2 separate regions of the Mus musculus genome follow, and region 2 is linked to region 1. Evidence: chromatin loops called from intact Hi-C (ENCODE). Cell type or tissue: heart. All regions are shown on one strand. Links, peaks and the distances in the headings refer to the core of each region. The heading gives the core; the rest is flanking DNA.

The links. A loop is a pair of places that touch in the nucleus more often than their neighbours do. Peaks named below come from ENCODE experiments on the same cell type or tissue, not always from the same donor. Only the 100,000 strongest peaks of a DNase experiment are listed, where the experiment ranks them.
Region 2: it touches region 1 in a loop (2.4-fold over the local background); 3 of 42 quality-filtered maps call a loop at or near these places.

Annotation. Positions count from the first base shown.
Region 1 is chr2:58,471,717-58,484,452 of GRCm38, forward strand. Acvr1 (activin A receptor, type 1) reads right to left here. Exons shown (of 12, transcript NM_007394.3): 5 at 7,949-8,212; 6 at 5,889-6,100; 7 at 2,457-2,556. Among named protein-coding and RNA genes, the nearest start is that of Acvr1, 89 kb to the right of the region's middle. In heart, for the core only: a CTCF peak has its summit at 5,444 (motif pointing right); a DNase peak (open chromatin) is centred at 5,445.
Region 2 is chr2:58,524,636-58,537,371 of GRCm38, forward strand. All of the region lies in intron 2 of Acvr1 (activin A receptor, type 1), which reads right to left. Among named protein-coding and RNA genes, the nearest start is that of Acvr1, 36 kb to the right of the region's middle. In heart, for the core only: no CTCF peak of the experiment used is centred there; DNase peaks (open chromatin) are centred at 7,816, 8,936 and 9,176; H3K4me3 peaks cover 515 bases; H3K27ac peaks cover 3,525 bases.

The DNA.
Region 1 (12,736 bases), core at 3,099-7,098:
GTTTTGTTGTTGTTGTTTTGTTTGTTTTGTTTCTCCATCTCTTTCTAGTCTTAGTCAGTTGTGGTGGAGCTGCAGAGAATGGGAAATAGGAACAGTAGGTGCAGACCTGGGGAAAAGGTACCACAGCTCCTTTGCTGGCCCCTGTGTGTCACAGGCAAGCCGTGCTGCCCACTGCAGATCTTACTACTAGATTTGACACTGTTCCTCCTTCATATGGCAGAAAGCGCAGGGACCAGTTCATAATGGTCAGCTGCTTCCTGTTGTTTTTAAAACAAAATCCCAAACATTTGGTATCCCGAATGAAGACTCCAAAGCCAGATGCTGTGGTGAAAGCCTGCTAGCTCCGAAAGGCAGAGAAAGCACCCGGCTGACCTTCCTAGTTCACCATGTCCCAGATGAAAAAAGGCTCTTTCTCCTCCATGATATAGTTAGATACCCCTCAACTCAAAGACCCGCCTTTCTCTTTCCTGGGTTTTCCTATGTTCACTCCCTGTCAACTGGTTGCTTGCCCTGCCTCTTGACCTGTGGCTGACTTTATAATTCCATTCGAAGAAAGCTCTTTGGATTAAAGGTGTGTGCTAGGGCTGAGCCACACCACCACAGGGTTTTTCTGATTCACAATGTGATCAAATAGCCTGCGACAGCGTCCGCCAAACAGACTGTCAGAAGGCAGGAGCTGCTATAGCCACCCAAAAAGCCTGCTCACCAGAAGGGGTGAGACAATACAAGGCATTCCTACACACCATCTCAATGAGAAGCTGACAAAACCCGTCATGCTACCTGCAAATATCTACACTCCACATACAAATAGTGAAACTGAGGATTGTATTTAAAATAAAGTGTGATCGCTTCTCGGCCTTTTGGCTAAGATCAAGTGTAAAATAAAGTGTGTCCTTCATGTGTGGGGGGAATGGGAAGGGGAGGGCAGCTACGTATATATACGTGACGCTAATACTGGGTGTTTGGCTCAGTCACTTACTTAATTGAGACAGGTTTCAGACTAAACCTAAGGCTCACAGATAAACCTAGACTGCTTGGCCAGCAAACTCCACAGATCTTGCCCTTTCTGCATCCCCAGCACTGAGACTATAGGCACATACATACATGCCACTGTGCAAGCTTTTCTACATAGGCACTGGGGATCAAAATCCAGTCTTCATGCTTGTGCAACAAGCACTTATTATCTGAGCCATCCCCTCAGCCCTGAAAATCAGGACTTTAAAACTCTATTTGGCCATAGGGATGTATACTTATAATAACCCCCAGTACTCAAGAGAGAGAGGAGAGAGCATCAAAAGACGATTCTCGGCTAGATACCGAGTTTTGGGTCTGCCTGGGCCAGAAGAGACCCTGTCTCAAAAGCTAGAAGAGCATTCTGTACCAGCCTCATGGAATTCATGAAGCCGCCACCGCCGTCACCATCATCATTTTATTATTCTTAAATCATGCCTGACCCAAAAATTCACAATTCCTGGAATTCATTCTGCCAATTCAGAAGACCAAAGAATGTGTGCCAAATCCTTTTCACGCATCTCTGCTAACCTGCTAGCCGAACTGACCGTTGCACCGCTTTTTAAAGTACTTCTGATAATTCCCAACACCAGACGAGGTGTGTGCATTCTGAACAATGAAGGAAGGTGGGCCTCTGAGGTGGTTCAATGGGTGAAGCGCTTGCCGCAAAGCCTGATGATATGAGTTCAACCCCCAGAGCCCATATAAAGGTACGGTGTGAGAACCAACTCTACAGCACTGTCCTCCAAAGTCCACGTGTGCTGTGGCGTGCACACACCCACACACATACGTCATATACCCACATGCAGCAACAGCAGATTTTTTTCTTTTTTTTAGAAATTTTAACGGATAAAGGAGTACAATTTTTTTCACAATTAATATGCTGACCTACACTATGTCATAGGGAGAAAAATGAAAGGCTATCAAAATGTATATAGGTCTTCGTACTAAGCACTTAATTAAAAAAAAAACATAGTAAGGTTCACTCGAGTTCTTAAATGTATATTTTCATAAGCTCTTGTGTCTAATTGATACACAGTAACTTGACATACTCACTCTTCCTGTTAGAGGAAGGAGACGCTAAGAATCCTGGGGAAGACGCAGCAACTGACCTTACTATCCAGAAGCCCATTTCCTTCAGATCAGTCAGCCCCTGTTCAACGCAGCCTCGTGGATTCACGCTAGGCATTGTCTGTTCTAGTCAGGGATGACTCTCTTACCACAACTTCAGCAAGCTCTCAACCGTGAGTCACACAGAACAGAGACCCCCATGGCTGTCTCACACCCCCTGAAGTGGAATAACCACATGGTTGCTTGGCACCTCCTGCATTTAATGAGGAAGCAATAATAAGCAACAAGAAGCAGACTTTTCCAAGCCCTGGCTGACTTCGAGAATCACAACCAACATTGCCTGCTGCCCAAAAGGAAGGGAAACATAGAATTACCGACACACTCCAACAGGGTTATCTGGCGAGCCACCGTTCTCTGTACCAGGAAAGGAAGACCGGAGCCACTTCCTGATGTACACGAGTGATCTAGTAGTTCCTGTGATGTAAAACAAGGAGAAAAAGAAATCACTGAGCAACAGTGCCCGCTTCAGCGTCCTGCAATACATGCTGTGGGAACCCACAGGATTTCCAGCAACTCTGGACATGTGACCCATTCAAATGCCTGAAAATCTCCTTTGAAAGGACTAGTTATATGTCTTGGGAAACTTAGAAGCGAAACCTACAGCAGGTTTTCCTGATGGATAAGTCATTCTTTCTTAAGCTCTATAGAGTTTTCTAATCAAATATGCAAGGAAGGAAACAGAGCTAAGCTAACGCGCACATTAGAAAGGCTACGGGGCTGTGCGTGAGGAGTCAGTAGGAAGAATGGGGGTGGGGGATACTTGAGCACCAAGAGCTGGGCATTGTCTACTATTATCTATTCTGCTATGTCCACTAAATGTCTATCAAGTGATCTACTTCGGTTGCCTTACAAACTAAAGGTGTCTAATTGGAAGCAAGCAAATTAGGACTATGAAGAGCCAAGTGTAATATCTGTAATGAAAAGATTCTAATAATATGTGGGTCATTAAATTGGTACTTATAGGTGTGTGCGTGGGTGTTTCTGTGGATGAAGATTCTCATTTTTTTCAGGTAATATATGAACAAGCAGGTCACTAAATTAACACCTACTTATCATTTTTCCATATGAACTGCAAATTAGAAAGGAAACAGGAAAAAAAATATATATATATTTCACTTAAAACATAACACCAGAGTCGCACATTGATTTCCCAAATGAGCATACTGGCAAAAGGCTGCCAGTTAGTTCATTCATGAAGTTTTCTTTCACACTCTCAGCAAAGGCCCAGCGGCAGGACCCGGCCTGGACTATCTCTAAGGCACAGACAGCCTTATAGCCATGGTGATGGTGGAAAGATTAACCCAGCCCAAAGTTCTTCCTTTCCCAACACATAAACTGGCCCATTAAAGCAACACATAGATTTCTGTGAATTTCATCTTCTCTCCTTTCTGTGGAGCAAGACCGTGAGATACTGTGGATCAGTAAGATTACCAAAAGCTAAACACTCAACATAAGAAATTCAGAACCCCTAAAAGTCACAAAAGGATAATCAAGAAGAAAAAAAATGTGATGAAATAGGCTTCGTGTCTCCCCAACAATTCCCTCTTGCCCTGCTTGGTGACTCTATTCGTTCAATTATTTTTGAGGGAAAAAAAAAAAAAAAACCCTCTGCACATTGAGCTGTTGCTTTTCCATGAGGCATAGTTTTGGTTCTAATTAAGTGTGCAGATTTGGGAGATGGGGCATCAGGCAATCAAGCAAAGACTAATAAAGACCTACCTACCTCAAGTTCTGAAGGCCCAGCCGTGGGCGAGCTTCAGCAAGGTTACTCTTTGTCAGCTCACATAAATGAACATATTGTTTAAATAAGCAAATAAGGACATCTCGTTATTCCTTACTGTGTCATTATATGGTGACACTCTGTCAGCTGCGTGGCTGGGCTGTGTTGAGAAGACTGTTATGGCGCAGGCTTTCATTCCCATTTCAAAATCCTAAAAGCTATTCAAACAGTAATTTACACTAGATATTCCAATTACTGCCCTTGGTAATTAGACATGCTAGCAGCTCGGAGAAACACAGTTCTGACTAATCTACATTAGCATCTTGCTTTGCCTGTCGGGAATCATCGTCATGTCTTTCTGCTACAAAAATCTCATAAACCCCACCTCCTTTCCCCTACACCTTAAACCAGACTTCTGGACAAACATTTCATGGAAACAAGGTACACCCTTTCTCCCAGTTCCACCACATCACAACTCAAATTGGTATGCAAAACGATGTACACAGGCTAACTTGTTCCTCTTTCATTCAAACAGAACCCTGATGGGACAGGAATCAGGGCAAGACAGTTCCCAGCCTGGATCCAGCATTATTAACGTACTGACACCTGACTACAGGGGGTACCTATGGCTGCCCAGGTCTAGCATGTGAGCCAAAGATGACCACTGCTTAGCGTACATCTTTTCCAGAAAAGCAACAAAAGGCAGTTGTAGAGGAAGCCTAGCTACAGAATTCCCAGGCACTTACGGACTTGTCAGGTAGTGAAGCCAGCCTGCGGGCATGACGATCTGGGATGAGGAGGGAGCAAAGCATTAAACAGCTCTGAATCACATTACAAAGATAACTTGATTGACTTGCGACTAGCTAGATTGTGACAAGGAAAGAGCTGATTTGGTTGTGTTGTTCGCACCTAACACCCACAGAGCTTTGTCTTTTGCAGAGAAACCATGTAGTATCCATGGAGAAGGCTGTTACTTTATTCTTCTGCACTCTATAGTAGGCTGCTTATGGTGAGTGACCTACTTCCCCGAGTTAACTAAAAGTTTAGAAGAGTAACTAAAGGAACACTTACAGTATCGTGCTATAGCTTTAAAATGCAGGAGTAATTTTAAATTTTTATTGCACATATTTGTTTGCTTATTTGTTGGGGGTAGGGGGAAAGCCTTGCCACGGTACATATTTGGAAGTCAGAGGACAGCTTGTGGGAGTTGGTTTTCTCCTCCTACCCTATCAGTCCTGGGGATTAAATTTAGGTCATTAGGCTCAGCAGTGAGCATCTTTACCCTCGGAGCCGCCTCACGGGCCAGGAAGAAATTTCCAAATGTATAAATAATAGCATCTTCTATGCTGAGGAAGTAAACTCGGGGGGGGGGGGGGGGGGTTCCTAGCACCAGGTAACTGACTTTGAAAACTTATCAAATATATCAACAATTTTATTGTATGTTGAAATGATAAAAGGTATAAACGGTTTGCTTTTCCCCCTATTTACTTGTTAAGCTGGCTACTCAAGCATTTTAAACTCTGTATGTGCTATGCCCAGTTGTACTAGAGGACCCTGGTTCAACCAGCCGACTACTCGCCACAAGGGGGCAGTACTGGAGCATCAAAATCTTAATGGCTACTTCTGGAGATGTCAAGTCTCTAAATTATGGCGGATGCACATAATCTAAAGGGAAAAGGATTTCTTAATAATAATGAAAAGATGCTTCCTTTAAAAAAAATGTTTGTTGTTACAAATAGAGTAACTGAAGACCACCACGTCAAGTTCTTTGAATCTCTGGTCCACCAACTATTCTTTGTCCCTTTTCCTCACATTCTCCAAAGAAAAGTCACCACCAAGGATCTACTAAAATCTCCTAGCCCCATCCCTTAAGTGCCTGTCTGAAACGGATGTCCTTGGCTTTTAGCCCAGTGACTAGTCACCATACATGTCTGCATAGTCATTGTTGGCTTTGCACATTCAAAACAAGAAAGTGTCCACCTCCATCTCGTTATTCGTAGGCCTCCCTCTGGGGTCACAAACTCACCGCTAGAGTGCTGTCTCCCACATTGGTGGTGATGAGCCCTTCAATGGTACCATACTCCACGTCTCTGGGGTTCAGGCGCTCTTGATTGCGTCTCTTAAACTTCCTGAGAGCAACTCCAAGGATGCAAGCTAAAAGACATACTGCAAACACCACCGAGAGGATGATAAGGCCAACTTCCAGGTGGAAATTCTGTGTTCCGGGGAAGGACTTCCCTGGAGAATGGGAAGAAAAGAGTAAGTAGGCGTGGAGACCACAGTTTTCTTTGTTATTTACCAATATCTTAGGTAATGGCTCCTGATCCCGACCAAACCATCTCACGTATCAAAACAATTCACAACTAAAATACTTCCTAACATTTAGACAATGGCCCAGACACTCATTTAAGTGATCAATTAAATAGAACTGGGGTTTAGAAAGGATTCCACCAAGAATCAACTGTATTTTAATGCATGAATGCTTAAGAGCTTCTTAAATATAAGAGACACATAATCCTTGATGTTAACGCTTATGAACGTGGACTTCAGATGCAAAGATGCTTTTCAACGAGCCCTGATGAACAGCCTCTATACTGTAATATCCCAGTGAGAAAGCGCTGATCTCCTCCCTAAGCTTGACCTGTCTCAGAGTTCCCTGCAGCCATCCACTCTCTACTTAAAGGTTCCTTTATATTGTTTCTTTAACTCCCCAAGTCCTGAGAATCAGGCCGGTGCTCTATAGTGCATACCATCTGTATAATTATTCGTAAAAGTGATTTAATAAGTGACAGATATTGTGGCCTCTCAAATAGGACATTCCTTCCAGGAAATGTCTTCTGTGAAAACACTGGGTGTTGGGAGAGTGAAAGGGCTCAGAGGGTCTCAGGAGTTGCTGCAAAGCCTGACAGCCTGAGTTTGATCCCTGGAACCCACACAATAAGAGAACCAATTCCTACAAGTTGTCCTCTGACATGCTCAACACACATGTGCAAATGCAGGGCCATGTGTGCCTGCGCTTTCGCACACACAAACACAACCAAGTCAACACATAAGTAAAGGTGTTGCGTAGTGTGCAGCATAATGTGTTCGTGAGGATCTTCACACTGCTGGCAAGGTTTTTGTGTGAATACAGATGTTTCTTCCTGTCCATCCCTTCTTTTAGCAAAGGATTAACTCAGTGAGCATAAGGAAATGACCTGTGAGTTAATTACTCAAATAGCCAATCCTTTTTCAAACCCTTGTGTTTGATCCTATTTTTATATCCCAATGTAGCCTGTTCTATCTACCCAAAGGGGGTCATAGTAACTTCAAAACTGCCATGTGACCTATTGGTCTTTTGGTTTCCAGCCTCTTGCCTCCTTCCTGCCTTGTGACAGTCCTAGCAATGAAGGCTGTGTGTGTCCTCTCTTATCCTATTTGTGCTTTCCCTCTTCCACAAGGACAAAATCATATAATTAAACCTATTAAGAGGTACTGTACATTACAAGAATAAATTTGGCTTGGGGTGAGCCTATATTAATATTGACAGTAATGTGAGATAAGACAATGAGAGTTCACCATATGAGAAAAAGAGTTTCAGAGGAAGACCGACTTCCAAAGGGTTCAGAATCCATAAGAAATACATGAGGGGAAATGGCATAACTTCAGGGCTCATACACACCCTCATCTGACTTCTGTTTCAGAAGGCTAGGGATCTGATTTGGAAGGGTGGGCAAGGCTTCCTTCATCTTCTTCTTAACAAGGGAAAGGCACTTCACACAGACACCAAGCTAGTGTTCCTACTTCTCTCGAAACACACATGCCCCATACACCCATTTGTGATGACCTGCAGTCAGCGAATCCGTCCCCTTCACCCTTCCTCTGGATGCATGTCACATCACTCACTTTCCCCAAAACATCACTCTCCTTTTCAATCCCAAAGGCCATGCCTTTGTCTTCCTCACCCAGAGTGACCTTCCATGGCCCAGCAGCTCTGGCTCAGCAAGTCGGAAGAATGCTTCTGGCTACGCAGATCCTTAACCCACACAGACTTGGGGCAACCCTCACAAAACCCCTTGATCTAGTAATAGAAGGAGCCATGGGAACCTTTAGTGGGCAGCTGGGCCGTGATGTTCCTGTTACACCAGTCCCCTTGGCAGCACTCCACAGCCTGGCCAGGTGACGGCGGGGTCTTACACGTCATCTTCCCCTGCTCATAAACCTGAAAGCAGCCCTTCTGGTAGACGTGGAAGCCATCGTTGATGCTCAGAGAAGAAAAACACTGCTGGCCTTCACAGTGGTCCTCGTTCCCGCAGGAGAGGCCCTCACACACACACATGTAAAGTTTCTGGTTGACCTTGGGCTTCTCATCTGCAAAGGAGAGGTGAGGAGGAGAAACAATTCAGTTCTATGAGCTTCGCCCCTTTCAGAGTTAAAAAAAAATCCAAACAGGTTTCCCTAAGATCACCCCAAACCCAATCACAGAACCATCGACTCTGACCAGCGTCTACACTCCAGATTGTCACTCAAACAATAGCTCCATCTCAGTCTATGAATGTATCTGCCTTACGTTGTGCATCCATCCATCCTCCCGAGGATTATGCTAGCACAGAGAGTGGCATTGTGATGCCCAGACTCCTGACATGGAGTCCCTCTCCCATATCCATAATTCCTGAATCTAAACTAAATATTTGATGGCAACATAATGCCTGGCAAAGTTATTTTATACAAAAAGTGTAGGGGGGGGGGGGCTCCTAAATAAATACTTGGCAACAGTTAGCACCAGTTCCTGCTAGCTCTGTACTTGTAAGCAAATGATGTTTCAGAACTTAACTGCTTCAGAACACACTTGTACGAGAGTTTGTAGCTACAAACCAGAGTTACTGTCATGTTCAGCTAGACACTAGACCACCACCTGTGATGAGAACACTTGTGTTTGTGCACTGGTTAAAATTCTAACAAATAGCTCTTAAGAATCATCTACTGATAACCAGGAGAGGTGATGCACGCCTTCAATCCCAGAACTCGGGACGCAGAGGCAGCGGATCTCTGTGAGTTCGAGGCCAGCCTGGTCTACAGAGTGAGTTCCAGGACAGCTAAGGTTACACAGAGAAACCCTGTCTTGAAAAACAAAAGAAAAAAAAAAAAAAAAAAAAGAGGAATTGTCAACTGGTAAAGAACATGGGGGGAAACTGGCTTTAAACACTCAGTCCAAGGGCCCAAACAAAGGGAAGAAAGCTGTATGTAACAATTAGGTAGCAGGTAGCACCAGGGACCAGGTAGTCCCTGGCGATGTCAAGAAGCTGAGTCACAGCAGAGGCTGCACCATCACCCCCTCGCCCTCCCAACTGCCTTCTGAAAACACTCATTTGCAGTTCCGCTTTCACATCTCGTCCCTCCTCCCTCATCGGGATGACTGGTTCAGACTTGCTACTTCCAACACTTTTAGTCAGCAGGGAAGGGAAGGGAAGACAGAGTGTGCACAGAGGCCAGTCCTTAAGGCTGTTCCTTAGCCAAGGCCACGGTCAGCAAAGCCCTACTCAAGGAAATTCAGCCCCCAGAGCTTGTCCAAGGTCTGTGGCACAGAGAGTGAGATAATTGTCTTTTGAGAGAGACAGACAGACAGCCAGGACAGAGACAGAGACAGAGAGACAAACAGAGACAAAGATAGAGACACAAAGACACAGATAGAGAAAAAGAAAGAAAAGAAGGGAAGGGGAAGGGGAAGGGGAAGGGGAAGGGGAAGGGGAAGGGGAAGGGGAAGGGGAAGGGGAAGGGGAAGGGGAAGGGGAAGCGAGAAAGAAAGAGGAGAGAAGGAAATCAGGTAGTGGTGCTTTTAAGAGAAGACCTTAAAGTAAAAATGTCAAGTTCACTTACACAGATTTATGTGGGTGTGTACAGAGATGTGGGTTATCTCAAAAAGAAAAGAAAACTGTTGCTAATCTTTCTTCTTCCCTCTTCAAAGAAGTGGAAATATAGTTCCCTGCCCGCTGTCGTGTGGGTGCTACATCCCACAGCGTAAGTACACGCAGGCACACAGACACGTCCTTCTGTTTATAATTGACTTGTGAGTTCTTTTGAAAACCACAAGGGGCTCATCCCAGAGCAAAGACATGCCTGAAAGCAGAAAATCTAAAATAGCCACTGCCGGTGCTAAGTACGTCACCAGCCTAACCCTCAGAATCCAGAGCTTTCCGACATGTTTAATGAGTGAAAAACCTTTAATGAGCAAAGAGATCATCTTTATTTGACACAATCTAGCAAGAAGTTTACACTTATCAAAAGAGAGTTGAAAGGTAATATTTCTAGGGAGCTACACATGCTTGCCACTCTTGAACGGGATGAAGCTGGGCCAAGACCTGTCAACCATGCTGCCCAACATGTGACCATTCTTTGAAGGAACTGGATAGGGGAGGGGAGTTGTGGAGGAAGTTAAAGGCATCACATTGATTTGTGTGTGACCTGAAAAAGAATGTGATGACTGTATTTTAAAGACTGAAATAAGGCAACTGGTGCAAATTTAAAACACAAACACTTTCACTGTAAATGGTTTTTAATCACACGTTTCCAAAAACATACCTAATATACTGAAAAGTATATCTGGCTGATGCTGGGCTGGGGAACGAAGAGTTAGTGTTGTGAGGAAGAGATAAATGAAAATAAGATAAAGAGTGACTTATTTCACAGAATGATAATAGATAATCAAATACAGTTAGTCACCATATTGTATATAAGGACTACTATAAATAACAACAAACTGTAACAATCTCACTCATCACTGGGCCTATAGAATGGATGGTACGGTTCACAGAGGAGCACATGACGCATGCCGGAGGTGCCCTAGATTTACCTACAGCAGTACTTGTCAACGTTCCTAAGGCTGCAACCCTTTAATATAGTTCCTCATGTTCTGGTGACTCCCAACCATAACATTATTTTTGTTGCTTGTGGTGATTTGAATAAAAATGGCCCCCATAGGCCCATAGGGAGTGGCACTATTAGGAGGTGTGGCCTTATTGAAGTAGAAGTGGCTTTGTTGGAGGAACATGTCACTAGGGGTTTGGCTTTGAAGCTTAAGCAAGGCCTAGTGTCTCAATTACTTTCTGCTGTCTAAACCTCTTAACCTAAAAGCCAGCCCCAATTAAAAGTTTTCCTTTATAAGAGTTGTTGTGGTCATGGTGTCTGTTCACAGCAGTAAAACCCTAACTAGGACATTGCCACGTCATAACTATAATTTTGCTCCTGTTTTGAATCGTAAGGTAAATATCTATGTTTTTCAATGGCCTTGTACAACCCTTGTGAAGGGGTCATGGCCCACTGAGTGAGAACCACTCATCCACAGCATCACAATAAACAAAGAAGTAAAGCAATACACATAAATAACTGTATGGTCCAAGGCACACTTTGTAGTCTAATTATAAGTTCTTAGTGAGAGCTAGTTTCAAAGTTGCAGCCTAAATTAAACTCTATATCCATAGACATAGGAAAAAACACTGCTTTCTCAAGGTCTCTTGTTTTTGACAGGATAAAATAGAGAGTGTGTGACAGATGTCTGGGCTATAACCTAAAGAATTTCACCTGAAGCAAGAAGCCTCAAGTAACTTTAACATGTAGTGAAATTCAACTCACTAAACCCACTTGTGCAGTGTACAGAGGTGTGAAGCAGCTTTAACCCTAATCAGCATTTACTCCTGCAGAGTCTCCCTAAGTCTCCTACAACCTCCTACATACTTCTTACATTTATACAGACAGAAATAAGAGTTAGGGACTGGACTGCTTTTCTGTTGGTGACTCTTCTCAATCAAATGTCAAAACCCATGGTTTACATACCCTTGCTCTCAACACTCAAGACAAAGAAAAGTGGCCAAGGGAAAATGGCTATTCGTGGGATATAACCACTAACTCCATCTTTGATATGGAACCAGGAGCCAAACCCCAGTTAGCACTGAGTACAAAACCTCCAGTGATTCTGGCTCTCTCACGCTGTTCTCCCAGCATTTCTTTTCCTTAACTGGTACATCCCCATAAAATGAATTAGCAAATCCTTTATGTATTTATTTTATACAAACACACAAATATAAATGAAGACTTTCAATTCATAATTTAAGAATGGCATCCCCTACCGTGCTGTGGTGACACACGCCTTTAATTTCAGCATTTGGGAGGCAGAGGCAGGTGGATTTCTGAGTTCGAGGCCAGCCTGGTCTACAAAGTGAGTTCCACGACAACCAGGGCTATACAGAGAAACCCTGTCTTGAAAAAACAAACAAACAAACAAACAAAAACAAACAAACAAAAAGGACATCCCCTCCCAGACACCACACACACACACACACACACACACACACACACACACACACACAATGGCAATTTCATCTGGCAACCTGGGTTAGTGTGAAGAGGTGCCAAAGGGGTTTTCTGAATTAGGATTGCTAACTCAGCAAAGGCTGAACGGGAGGCAGACGGTGGGACATGCTTAGATTTTAATATCCACAACTCACAGAGGTACAGCAAGCCTCAAAGTACCCATGACTCACTTTTTCAGTCTGGTCTAACCTAACATTCACTATAACGTGTGTGGACCTGTAAGATTTTATTTGGGCTGGGTGTTGGGCTAGGGGATACCTTCAAGGGCTACCCATAAGAATGTGTGGGTTCTGAACCTCTCAGACCCTGATATCGATAACGCAGACGTCAAGAAGTAGATAATTGTGTTGTGTGCTGCCTCTCCACGGTGCAACAGGAAGTGTGATATCTGAAGGGAATAAAGTCTTACACCTGCCTGTGTGAATAACCAGGAAGTGCCCTGGCAGAAGGCAGCAAGCCTACTCTGCCTAATTGACATTCATTTAAATAATTCAGTAATTTAAATGTCATGCCAGAGGTATTCCCTCT
Region 2 (12,736 bases), core at 5,458-9,457, 55 kb after region 1:
TCACCTGCTGAAGCCCAAGTCCACAGCTCTCTAAGACCCTCTCACCAGACACTCTCACACTCCACTACCATGGCACTCCGATCGCTCTATACCTTTTCAATTGCATCTCCATCTCCCTTGCGCATTGGGGGACTGTCAAAGACAAGCAGTATTTTCACATGCAAAACATCAGGAACCATCGTCTTCTAAATGGCGATGGCTCCCTAACAGGTGTCGATGAATCAACTGGTATATCCTGATGACAGATTCAAAGCATGAGAAAACCTCCAAAAATATAAAGGATGAGAAAGAGTTAGGCTAATGGCAAAAAGGGAGTAGGTCTTCTGGAATCCTCTTTTAATGTTGTCTTCACTTTTAACAAAGCAATACAGACATACATGCACACATACATACATACACACATGCATGCATACATACATACATTCCACTGCTAACTTACTAAAAATGAGCTACAAATAGTCCTTACTTTATACAAAAAGGAATGAACACTAAACATAGACACTCACCCATGGCTTCCACTCACCCTGGAGAACAAAGAGCTACTGTCTATTCTAGTAGGACCTAATCTTTCTAAATCACAGAAGAGGGCAGGACTGGGAGCAACCCTCAGACATCACGCTAATGATGCGATGTTACTGGAAACTAAGATGCTGTCAGTAAAATTAAGAAAGGAGATGCTTCATCTTACAAGAAAACTGCTCATTTTCTTTCCCAGAAAATTATTCTTGAGATGGTCATTTGGAGCCATGCCCCCATACAACTCCTGCACCCGAGCCGTCTCTCATTGGCCTCCTTCCAGTGTGCTTACCACACTGGGAGTAAAGGGTCTGCAGTGAGAAGGGTTGTGTTTTTCCTTCTTGTACACTATGGGTTGTAAAGAACAACGCCCCATGTATTTAAGACATGGCTACCGGTCTGCCGCCCTATTAGGGGTTGGTGGAATCCTTAGCAGGGAGGCCAAATGGAAGGAAATCAGGTTACTGGGGTACACATCCTTGCAGGGGACATTGCCACCTGTACTTACCCCCTACTCTCACTCCAACACGAGCAGTGAACACACCTCTTCCATTCACTATGTTCGCATCAAAGCCTACCACGCTACTTTAAGTCTAAACAAGCACAGAATAAAACTGTGAGCCAAAATGAGCCTTTCCTTTTTTTGTTTGGTTGGTTGGTTGGTTGGTTGGTTGGTTTTGTTTTTGTTTTTGTTTTTGGGGTTTTTTTTTTGTTTTTTTTTGTTTGTTTGTTTGTTTTTTCGAGACAGGGTTTCTCTGTATAGCCCTGGCTGTCCTGGAACTCACTTTGTAGACCAGGCTGGCCTCGAACTCAGAAATCTGCCTGCCTCTGCCTCCCAAGTGCTGGGATTAAAGGTGGTGGGCCACCACCAAAATGAACTTTTCCTCTTTAAGAGCCGATCACCTCTGGTATTTTGTTACAGCAAAGGAAAGCTGATTAACACATAACCTAACAATGGTATGCTCATTACAGTTCCTCCCCCCGACCCCCCACGGTGTATGCCATGCTGTGTGTATCTGTACATCAGGGGAGGGCTACAGTCTGATATAATTAACATGGGACAGCATCTAAGAAAGGACTCATGAGGCATTGGAACAACTAAAAAAAGGAATGGGGGGGGGGGGGCTGTAGCTCATCTACCAGAGTTGGGAGAAACCCCTCAGGAGGTGCTGTAAAGTTCCAATGATACTTCAAAGAGGAAGTAATTTGGGCGAAAGGCTAGAGATAGGCCTATTTCCATAATACATGCTATTACCAAGACTACATTATCTTTGCTACTTGAATACCCAGCTTCCATATCACAAGCAATTTTATATCAGTAACCACAAAGCACAGATGTTTTTTCCACACTTTAATTTCATGCCATTAAGCATTCAGTCCACTAACAGTATGACAGACTCTTGATTTGGGGTTATTATTAATTAGGGTAGTTTTGCACCCTGCCTCATTTTGATAGATTCATCTTTAAAAATGAAATATGCCTGCTATTGGCGACATTCACACTCTTCATCACAAGCTTCCAGCTTCCACACCTGTGCTTAATTTACATCAGCACGAGCTGAAGCTCTGGCTTTCTGGCCATTTGCAATGTCGAGTCTCTGAAGACGCATCTTACCTGACAATTGATAGGAACGATCTATATTTACCATCAATAACCCAATTCCCAAAGGTGGCAGAATGACTAATGTAAATTAGGAATTCACCCAGAGCCTTATGCATGCCAGGCAAGGGTTATACCCTCCAGTTCAGAACCTCATTCACAGAGTGATTTGGCTTGAGTGACTGCTCAGTCACTTGAGTGTTTCATTATGTATCTTGAGTTGTCCTTGAACTTGCTGCATGACCATGGCTGGCCTCAGACATGCAATCCTCCAGTTACAGCCTCCCAAGTACTGAGATTATACAGGTATGCATCATCACAACCAACTTCACAAAGGTTTTCGTATCGTTTTTAATAAAAGTGGTCTCTCTTTGTCCAATGATTTTGGAAAAACAAAAAACTTACATGCGTTTGTATAAACTGGTTACTTTTAAGTCAACTTGGCACAAGCTCATGTTATCTGAGAGCAAAGAACCTAAGGGGGGAAATGCCTGCATGACATCTGGCTGAAGGCAAGCCTGTAGGGCATTTTCCTAATTAGTGATTGATACTGAAGGGTCCAGCCCATTGTGGGTGTGGCCATCCCTGGGCTGGTTGTGCTGGGTTCCCTAAGAAATCAGGCTGAGCAGGCCATGGGGAACAAGCCGGTAAACAGCACTCTTCCATGGTCTCTGCATCGGCCTCTAGGTTTCTGTCCACTTGGAGCTCCTGCCTTGGCTTCTTCCCTCAATGGACTGTGATTCAAGATACATAAGCCAAAAAAACTCCTTAACTCCCTAAGTTGCTTTTGATCATGGGGTTTCATCATAGAAATAGCAACCCTAAGACACAAACGTGTGTGTGCGTGTGTGTGTGTGTGTGTGTGTGTGTGTTTGTGTGTATGTCTGTGTTTGTGTGTGTGTGTGTGTGAACTTTATGCTATACCTGAGTCTAAGAAGAAACGCAAGGGGTGGGGTTTAAGTGCCTAGGTTTAATCCACAAGACCATCAGACAAAATGCAATATTTTAATTCAAGAAAAACTAGAAATAATCTGTTATCCCAATGTTTCCCCAGGTGCTAATGCTCTCCATGAAGTTCCAACAGAAAGAATCTAACATCTAACCAGCACCATCTGCAGAAGTTGGCTTCCCCTGTCCTCCAGTCCCGGGTGCCCAGAGACTATCTGAGTTTAGTAGGCAGAAGAGAAGGACTCAGGCAAGGATTATCCAAAACAGCAGGGTCATTGGGCATGGAGCCTGCTGGTCCTTCCCAGTGGCTATATGGGAATATGGCAGAAAGTAGAGCCTCATTGAGATGGGCAGGGCAAAATACAGGTCATAATTTCAGAACTGCTTCCCTTGAGATGGGATGTGAAGGGCTGGAGACACGCTCAGTGGTTCGGAACCTGTACAGCTCAGACAGAAGATCTGAGTTGGTTCCCAGCACCCATGCTGTGCAGCTTACAACTGCCAGTAATTAACCTCATCTGTGGCCTCTGTGGGCACCCCTCACAAACATATTCCCAAGCACATACCCAGCCATACATACATACATACATAATTTAACTCTTTAAAGACAGGACATGAAAGTACAATGGCTACAGAAAGGAAATAACCTTAGCAGCCCCTGTGTTTATCGCTCACTACTGTCAACAATTCTTAGAAAAACTCGCTGTCTGTTTCAGAAGACTAAGCCCTAGTTCGTTGCATGAGCATTTTGGTCTCTCAGACTTTGCCTTTCTACTCTTTAGGTCCCAAAGGGGAGTGTTAATCTCTGGGGTTTTAGAATGGCTCATTTTCTTCTAGCATTGGCAGGAAAGAAAAAGCGAGCTTCTCAGTTTAACTTTGAAGGCATTAAGGGCCCACAGTCGTCCCTGGAGTTTGACCTGGAGCACTTGTCTTTCCTGTGCCTACAGTGACCTGCAGCCAGGCTTATTTTAAGACAAGACACACCACTGGTTCTACTGAGCCTCTTAGAACTTATCACCAGCCCTAAGCGGGTTTAACACACTATGAAGTTTCCTCCCATTGTTATGCTCTTTGGGTACATAAAGAGTATGGCCACAGTCGTGTCTGGAAACTTTTATTTTAAATATAATTTTGGATGGACTTTCCAATCATACACACATAAACACACACACACACACAAATAAAATATACCCATATTCTACACAGTAAGATCCTCATGTTTTTATAATACACATACATGGATATACATACATACACATACTCATATTGAATTATAAGTGTTTTTTTTTTTTTTGCACTGGAAATAACCAAGGAAGTTCTCTAGAAGAATATGAATGCTTCCCACCTCTGGGGTTCACTGGTAAAGGAACCCAGGATCTCATACACCCAGTCACTGCACTACCATTCCTCATACACACCATGAATTCATGGATACAGACATAATTGTCCACACACATACACACACATATATACACATACACACATATATCACATATACACACATACATACACACATACATACACACACACATATAATACACATATATGGATATACATACATACACATACATTGAATTATGAGTGGTTTTTTTTTTTCCAGTCAATGGTGTGGTCTGAATGTTTGTGAACTCCAGAAATCTTACATGCTAAAATCTAATACCAGTGTGATTAGATATTAGGAGAGAGGCCTGGAGCAGCAAGAGCGAGGGACCTCATAGGTTCAGTGCCTGCCTATGCAGGATAAATGGTGCTCCCTGGAGCTGCCTTTCAGTTCCCACCATGTGAGCACACAGTAAGATCCTCATGTTTTGTTTCCTTTCCCAAGGAAATGGCCAGCACACTGCACACTCCTGTCATAATCCCTTCCCCTCCCCGATACCAGTTAAACCCAGCGTGAGCCAGACAGCCGGAGTTAGAATCCCAGCCTTGCATTTGCTGCCTCGAAGGCCATAGGCACTGACTACACAGTCTTCATTTCCTTCATCTGTAAAATTAGATTAAAACTCATGCTTGCCTGGCACAGCTATTATAGGAATTATGTGAGCTAATACATATAAAGCCCTCAGAACAGAGCCTGGTAGGAAGAAACGCCATTTCAAGGTGAGTTATCACCATTACCGACACTCCCGTGACCATAACCCTGACCTTTATAACACTCATTTCCTTCCTTTCCTTAATAGATTTCACTTTTACCAACTAAAAAAAAAAAAAAAAAAAAAAAAACCCTGGCAGTCCCTCCAACCTGTCTCTGCTGACTTGTCCCAGTCTGAGAGCCACGGCAGAAGGCATGGAGAGGCAGGTGCTGACTCAGCCCTACTGGGTCATCTTCACTTCCACTATGAATAATAAATCACCTGGCGAGTCTCACAATGGACTGCAACCCAGCTCTGCCCACAGCTGGGCTAAAAACAATGGCAAGAGCAACGATCCCTCGACCAGGAGTGTTTACCAGCAGAATAAAGGCAACCCTTCAGACTAATAACCCCTGCGTGTGTGTTCCTATTCACGTCCCCCAGCCCTATTCAGGTTCCTGGCATCGGCCAGCAAACAGAAGACTGAAACCAGAGCCCCACCAGCCAGCCAGCCAGCCAGCCAGCCAGGTCTTCAACACACATTACTATTCTCCATCAATATGGACACACACACATCTACCAGCAATACTTTGAACCCATTTAAATGTCTATAAAGTATAGAAAGACAGACTATCACATCTGGAACTCACCCAAGATCTTGAAACATACAAAACTGATAGTCATGTCCTGACATTTAGACAATCTGCACTGAAGAGCTACGGTGGTGTGTCAAAGGCCATTCACTATCTAATATTAATTGCCAGCGGGTTACATTTCCTCAGAGCAGCCCCTTTGGTTTGCCATCTAAATAAAAACTACAGGAGGAAAAAGTTCCACACTTTTCCAAGGATGCCTAACATAAAGGTCCTGTCTAAAAGAGCAGTTTGTTCACAGATCTTACTTTGCCATCTGTAGTCAAAAGATAAACAAAGCCATGCTTGGCAGTGCTAGCCCTCATGGTGGAGCCTGCGAGTGGCCTTTGGAAGAGAGGTTTACAGCCAGAAACCTTGGGATAGCTCATAGTCAGAAAGCAGTTCCCATGGAAGAAAGACGGGCTGCCTCTCAAAGTAGTCCTTAATTGTCTCTCCCTCTGTATCTAATCGCAGTCTCCTCCTGCCTGATATTTCCTGGGCATAAACAAATGAGCCTCATTACTAAGTGAGCATATCACCAGGTATTTTCCTCCAGATCAACCTGCCCTAGCGATAGCCAAAGGGTTCACCTGGTAAAGAGGACTTACCACCAAGCATGAGAATCAGAGTTCAATCCCTGGACACCACATGGTGGAAGGAGAGAACCAACTCTTACAAATTGTCTGCTGCCCTCCACAGGTGTGTCGTGATGTGTACATGTGCACACACACACACATGCACACATGTGCACACACGTCATAAGAATATTTACCAGAACAGAATTATCTCCCCCAGGGTGCTTAGGTATGTGCCCTGTTCTTCTCAACTGCTATCCTCTTGCAACAGAAAGGCTTAAACTCTTGGGTCCTAGGTCCCCATCCTCAGGCAGTATGCAGGGGGACATCCACCCTTCACTGGTGTCCACTGCAACTGTGTGTCAAAAATATCCAACTGTGGGCACAATGTTTTCCTTCCAGATTCCGCCATGACCATGAAGAGGAGACTCTGTGACTGGGGGGTTTGTTCGTGTTTCTTTTACCTACAAAATGAAGCTAAGGACACCAACATCCCAGTATTTTCAAAACAGAAAAGGGGCAAATTAACCTAGACTGGAAACCTACAGGCAACAGGTAGGTATTTAGTCACCTCTTTTGAAGAGATAGGGCTGCCTGTCCCCTCAACACAGAGCCCAGTGTGGAAGGTGCCTAAGGGAGGCTTCATGTGAGCCAAGACTAAGGATTGCAGAATGAGTGCCAATGAGACCAATGTTTGACATCATTCTATTATCTTCTAGAATGACACAAAAGGGTGGTTGGTTTTGGGGTTTTTTTGTTTTTAATTACTGCGTGCATGCGTGCGCTTGCGCACGCATGTATGTGTGTGTCTGTGTGTCTGTGTGTGTATGCACGCACACATCACATGTACCCAGGCCTGTGTGATACCACAACACACCTACAGAGGCCAGAGGACAACCTTTGTGGTCTGGTTCTCTGGTAAATGCCCAGAATCCATCTCAAGTAATCCGGCTTGGGGGTCAGCACCTTTAGCTATAAACCATCAGTGAGATATTTTTTGTACTGTGTGCTTTGAACAGGGAGATTCAACAATACCAGGAAGGGGACACAATGTAATGTGTTGTTGTGACTCTTCTATCAAGCTTTAAAGAGTGTGTGATTTTTTTAATAGCATTTATATCCATGTCTGTGGTTACAAAACTGAACTAACCCAGACAAACAGTTTTAAATCTGCCAACCAGCTTCATTCTATGAGTAACCATTAAGTTTTAAACAGATGTGGTTCAATTTCTGGAACAGTGAACATTAAGAGGGGCTCGTCGTGGAAATTGTGCAAAAAGAGGAGGAGGGAGAATGGAGGGGAAAGGACTGGGGAGGATAAAGAGTAAAGGAAGGAGGAGGAGGAGGAGGAGCAGGAGGAGGAGGGGGAGGGGAAAGGAACAATAGAACCGCCCCCTAGCCAATCAGTGATAGCGGCTGCTGGCTGGACATACTTCCTCCCTCTTTGCAGCTGTCGTCTCCCGCAGTTGGCACCAAGCGCTGCCAATCTGGGCCTGGCTTCCAGTGAGGCCAGCCTTGTTTTATTGGCTACTTAGGCAGTGCACACACCATTAATGGAGTTTTTATCTCCCCTTTTTCCTGTCAGTACAGAACCAGCCAGTCTGACTCTGTTATTATCATTAAGAAAGCTTTTTCTCCCTCCCCCAGACGCACACGCTCTTTAATCCAAACAACATCTGGGAAACTCTTGCTCTATCATGTAGGAAGGAAACAGATATAGAGGGAAAGGTGAAACAGCACAGCTCGAGACTCCACTGAACAACCAATAAATCCCCAACAGGCAAACTTCTCTTGAGCCACCCTGGACCTCTGTCTGAAACGCTGCTGGTGGTCTCAAAAATTCACTGGGACAAGCCAGTATCACGTTGAACTGTAACAAGGCTATTGCCATTTTGACATGTACCAGCATTTCTTTAAAAAACAAGCAAAAGGAAAATTAAAAAACAGAAGAAAGAAATGGTGAGAAAATGATATATTGGAAATATCTTTGCTAAGAAGTCCAATTTAAAAAAAAATGTTTAGAAGATTCTTTTTTAAAGTGTTTTTTTTTTTCCTCAGAAAGGGTAAATACAAGGACCGTCTATAAGACATCACAGTGAGTCCATCAGTAATGTAGGAACTCACAGGAAAACCTGGTGTCATTAAACCCAGATAATACATCCTTTTGCCATGGACCGCTGTCTCCTTCTCAGCTAAAGTGCCCTTCTCCTTAGATCACGCTTTGTACGGGAGAGCCCACAAAGCCAGCCACACTCCAGTTCACACTGGTGGAGGAGCTTGCCGCCACGCAGCCCTTGGTCCCTTCCCTTAGTCTTGCTGTCAGAAAAACATGCGTGCCCTGCCCTGTATGTACTGCCAGCTCAAACAGGGCTTCCGGGGACCCAAGAGTAGGTCCCTCCAACACTGACCTTAAGTAAACAGGACATAAAAATGTAAGAAGTCCAAGACACAGGTGCCAAGCCGTCCCTCCCGCCCACTCTACAGTGTCTCTACTGCTCTATGACCAGCCACGTAAGGTTAGAAGTGTTTGCTTGCCCAGAAATGCTCATTTACGCCCAAACTGAACATCAGAGTCTCGGCAAAAGTTAACCATTCGCTCTTCCTTTTTCTATTATTGTTTCCATTCAGGAGAAAAGAGGAAGGGAAAGTCACCGAGGGTCTGAGCTACAGGCTGGTGCTCCCTGGAAGCTGGGCCTAATGATAGTCTCCATAAGGTAACGTGATCCTCTCACAGTGGGAGACTTGAGTAAGGGCTGGCCTCTCTCTGCTCTCCACTTTCTATTGTCCCACCCTGCAGGGCCAGCTGTTTCTGACAGCCAAATTGCTGCATGCTAAGCAATGAATGCTGTCAGGGAAGGAATTTTCATCTCTATAATGCATAGGCCTCCGTAGACAAATTATACAGCTTATGGTGCTGGCTGCAGGAGGCTGCTCCAGGCTTGAAGTGCTGCCAAAACACAGCCTGTCCTCCACGATCCCCAGCCCCAAGGTGACAAGGCAGTCACCAGAAATGAATCTGAATGGCCACATAGAATTGGGACATATGTTTTTCAGAGACAAACACAACCTGTGGGGAACAGCCCTCTCACACCAATCTACGATGTACTGGTAAAGTGTGAGCGCTCCCCAAGCTATCTCACAGCACAGAGCCACCGAGCACAGCATCCTTTGATACTTTGACATCTTGTGTCAGCCCAGACCAGCAGCACCTCCTTCAGCTCTCTGCTTCTGGGGAAAATTAGACTTACCCAGAAGACATTACTACTTCTCAGAAGGCAACAAAATGGAAGAGACCCAAAACTAGTGCTCGTTTGTGGTAAAGAAGGGTCTCAACGGGTGCTTTAAAGAAGCATCCCACCACCACCGCTGTCCAACCCCCACCCCAGGTTCTCCAGTAAGGACGCCAACCTGGGATACCAAGAGCTCCTTTTCTGAGTCCATGCTGAAAGACTACATCAACCAGCATGCACACTGAACTGGATTTGGGGTAGGATGTGGCCTAGACTGGCCCACCCATGGTGAGTTGCTTTACTGGGGCAACTAGAAAAGAAGAAGTTTGGTTTCCTCGGGATGCTTGAATGCGGAAGACTATGCCACGGCACCCCTGCCATCATAAAGGGAAATCCTGTCTGAGACTGAGTCTGACAGAGGAAGAATGTGAGCACCAGGACAGGGAGTGGGGGTGGGGCAATAGGAGGTGGGGACAGGTTCCTGGGAGACTACTTGCTGAGCATTGATCATCCCAGATCTGAAGCAGCCACTCAGGGTCACCCTCCCTGGGCTTTTGAGGCCTCACAAAGATGCAAACTAAGCATATACATCCTCTCTCCTCTGACAGCATCCAAACCTTCTACCTTCTCATGAAAACCAGGACGAAAATCAAACATTTCCTTGAAGCTCTTTTGTCTGCTGTAAGCTGGCAATGGGACGTTCGGCCTAATTCAGACCCTTCTGTAAAGCAAGTCTAGATGTCTGACCTGAATTCATGGAGAGATGAGCCGGGGAGGCTCGGGATCTGCATTTTCCTTTGGTGTTATACACCTTCGAATGGAATAAGTGGCATAAAGAAAATCGACTGGAACCTAGTGTGTAGGCTTGGAGTGGTGCAATCCCAGTACTTACACGGCTAAGGCAGAAGAGACATCATAAGATTAAAGCCAGCATAGGCTACAAAATAAAACCCTGTCTCAATCAATCAATCAATCAATCAATCAATAAATGAATAAATGAATGAATAAATCTCAGATCACACAGTCCATGTCAATAAGACCAGCTACAAGGAGGCTAGGAACCCCTGGAAGCCATGAGCAGAGCAGTAGAGAGGACAGCTCCACTTTGCTGGCCACTCCAGCCGGTCACAGCACACGCACCTGCATGCCATGAGCTGCCAAGGCCGTCACTCACTGGATCCTGCAGCCGTCCACTTTATCATTAACCACTGTCTGGCAGACAAGGGCAGGGTCCAGATCAAGAACATCCAGAATGGTCAGACAGAGGAATATGCAGACCAGGGTGGACTCCCAGCCACTCACAGCAAACTATAAATATCCTCGTGGCTGCAGACCTGCCTGCGCCACAATCCGCCCCCCACCCCCCCACCCCCGGTGGTTACAGAAATACAGCCAGGACTTTCTCCCAAGAAAGTCAACCAGGCGTGGCAAAAATAGGAGATGTACACACAGCCTACTCAGCACCATGGAAGGCCTTACGTCTAACCTCTATCTTGTCCATCCTTGGCTGAGAATAAGCTGTACAATATAAATATGGTCAACGCCGCTGGAAGGGGAAGAAGAGGAAAAAGACCAAGCTTGCCCTTCTCCTTTAAGACAATCACAGAGTCCCAGAGTATATTTGGCTTTTACAAGGAACCACTCTATAGAAATATCCCTGGCTATGAATAGTGTTTTTATAAACAAACAAGCAAACAGAGCCAAAGGCAACGCTCCTTACATTGACCTTCCAAAGTGCTCATACGCTGCTGCTCCCAAGTATAGACAGATCTCTTCAACCAACTTCCTGCTCCTAGCAAGGATCATGCTAGCAATAAAATTCACAGAGTGCAGAGGGCATTCTGGGCTCATTGAGTTCACTACCGTCCTACCCACATGTTCATGCACTTTCCCATCGAGATGCTATAAGTATCTTTGGTATCCTCTCACTTCCGGTAAAGCAGCAGAAATGATACTGTACTCAGGGAGGCTCAGCAGAAATGATATCATCCACACAGAAACCTTTTAATGAGAATGGTCACTCTGGGCAGAGGTCTGTTGTGAAATTCACCTGTTACTAAAGACTCTCCGTGAGAACTCCAGGTTTCCTAGTTCAAAGGACAACATGTTTAATCACACCGAGGTTACAGAAGCCCCACAATGCAGAATAAACGTCTCGGGCTTCACCAGTTATCCCTTAAATCATTTTAGGCTGAGGATTACCTAGTATGCACAATGTCATGGGTGTGAGCTCCTGCATTCCAAAACATGGGGGGGGGGGGAGAAAGTGGGAGCAGAGGGGGAGGAATTTCATGCTAATCAAAACACTTCTAAACCAGCTAGCCCTATTGAGTTTGGAGGTAGAAGCCTCAACGGAAAGGCACGTAGAGTCTCAAAAAAGACCTCAGTGTATCAAGTGGGTCAGATCAGAGAGGCAACTGCAAAGTAACAGGATAGCTACCCATAGCCACTGTTGCCATGACTGACATAGGCCAGAGAGCACCAGCAAAGTCAGAGTCTTGCAGGAGGCCATGTGTAACATCCCCAAATCATGTGCCTCTGCCTCAACTTCTCCTGTATAAGAAAGACTAGCAGACACAAAGTTCTGAAGAGTCTCAGGTACCAAACATTGCTGTGCTAGCGATTTATCTACAAATTATTATCCTTAATCCTCCCAATATACACCATGGTACAATGAGTTATCTCCTTTTTATAGCTAAAAACACTTGAGGTTCCCAGTACTTACGTAACTCCTCCAATATCACTCTGCTAAGGTGTGGTAGAACAGCAGGCCAGCTCCACAATGCTAACACTCCAGGCCACTTGGTCCACTGCATTATATGCCTTTGCAATTCCCTCTCCACTGGGACACCTCAGCACAGGATTAACACTTTATGGGCGTGTCTATTGTGATGGGACACTGTCACTCTAAGTAATGGTTACATTACAAGGACTTTACCACTCACTGGATTTGTCTATTATAATAAAACTTAAGATGAAATTGATCACTAAATACCAATTTGGAAATAACAAAAGGGGGGGGGGGCTAAAATGAATCACCACCTTCAAATGTTTTTGTTCAAGAAAGTTCCAGTGTCACTTTATAGCTTTAAGAGTATTTAGAATGGCTGCATCCGTTCAAAGTAAGACAGGGACAAGAGGAAACAGGAAACACTGATAACCT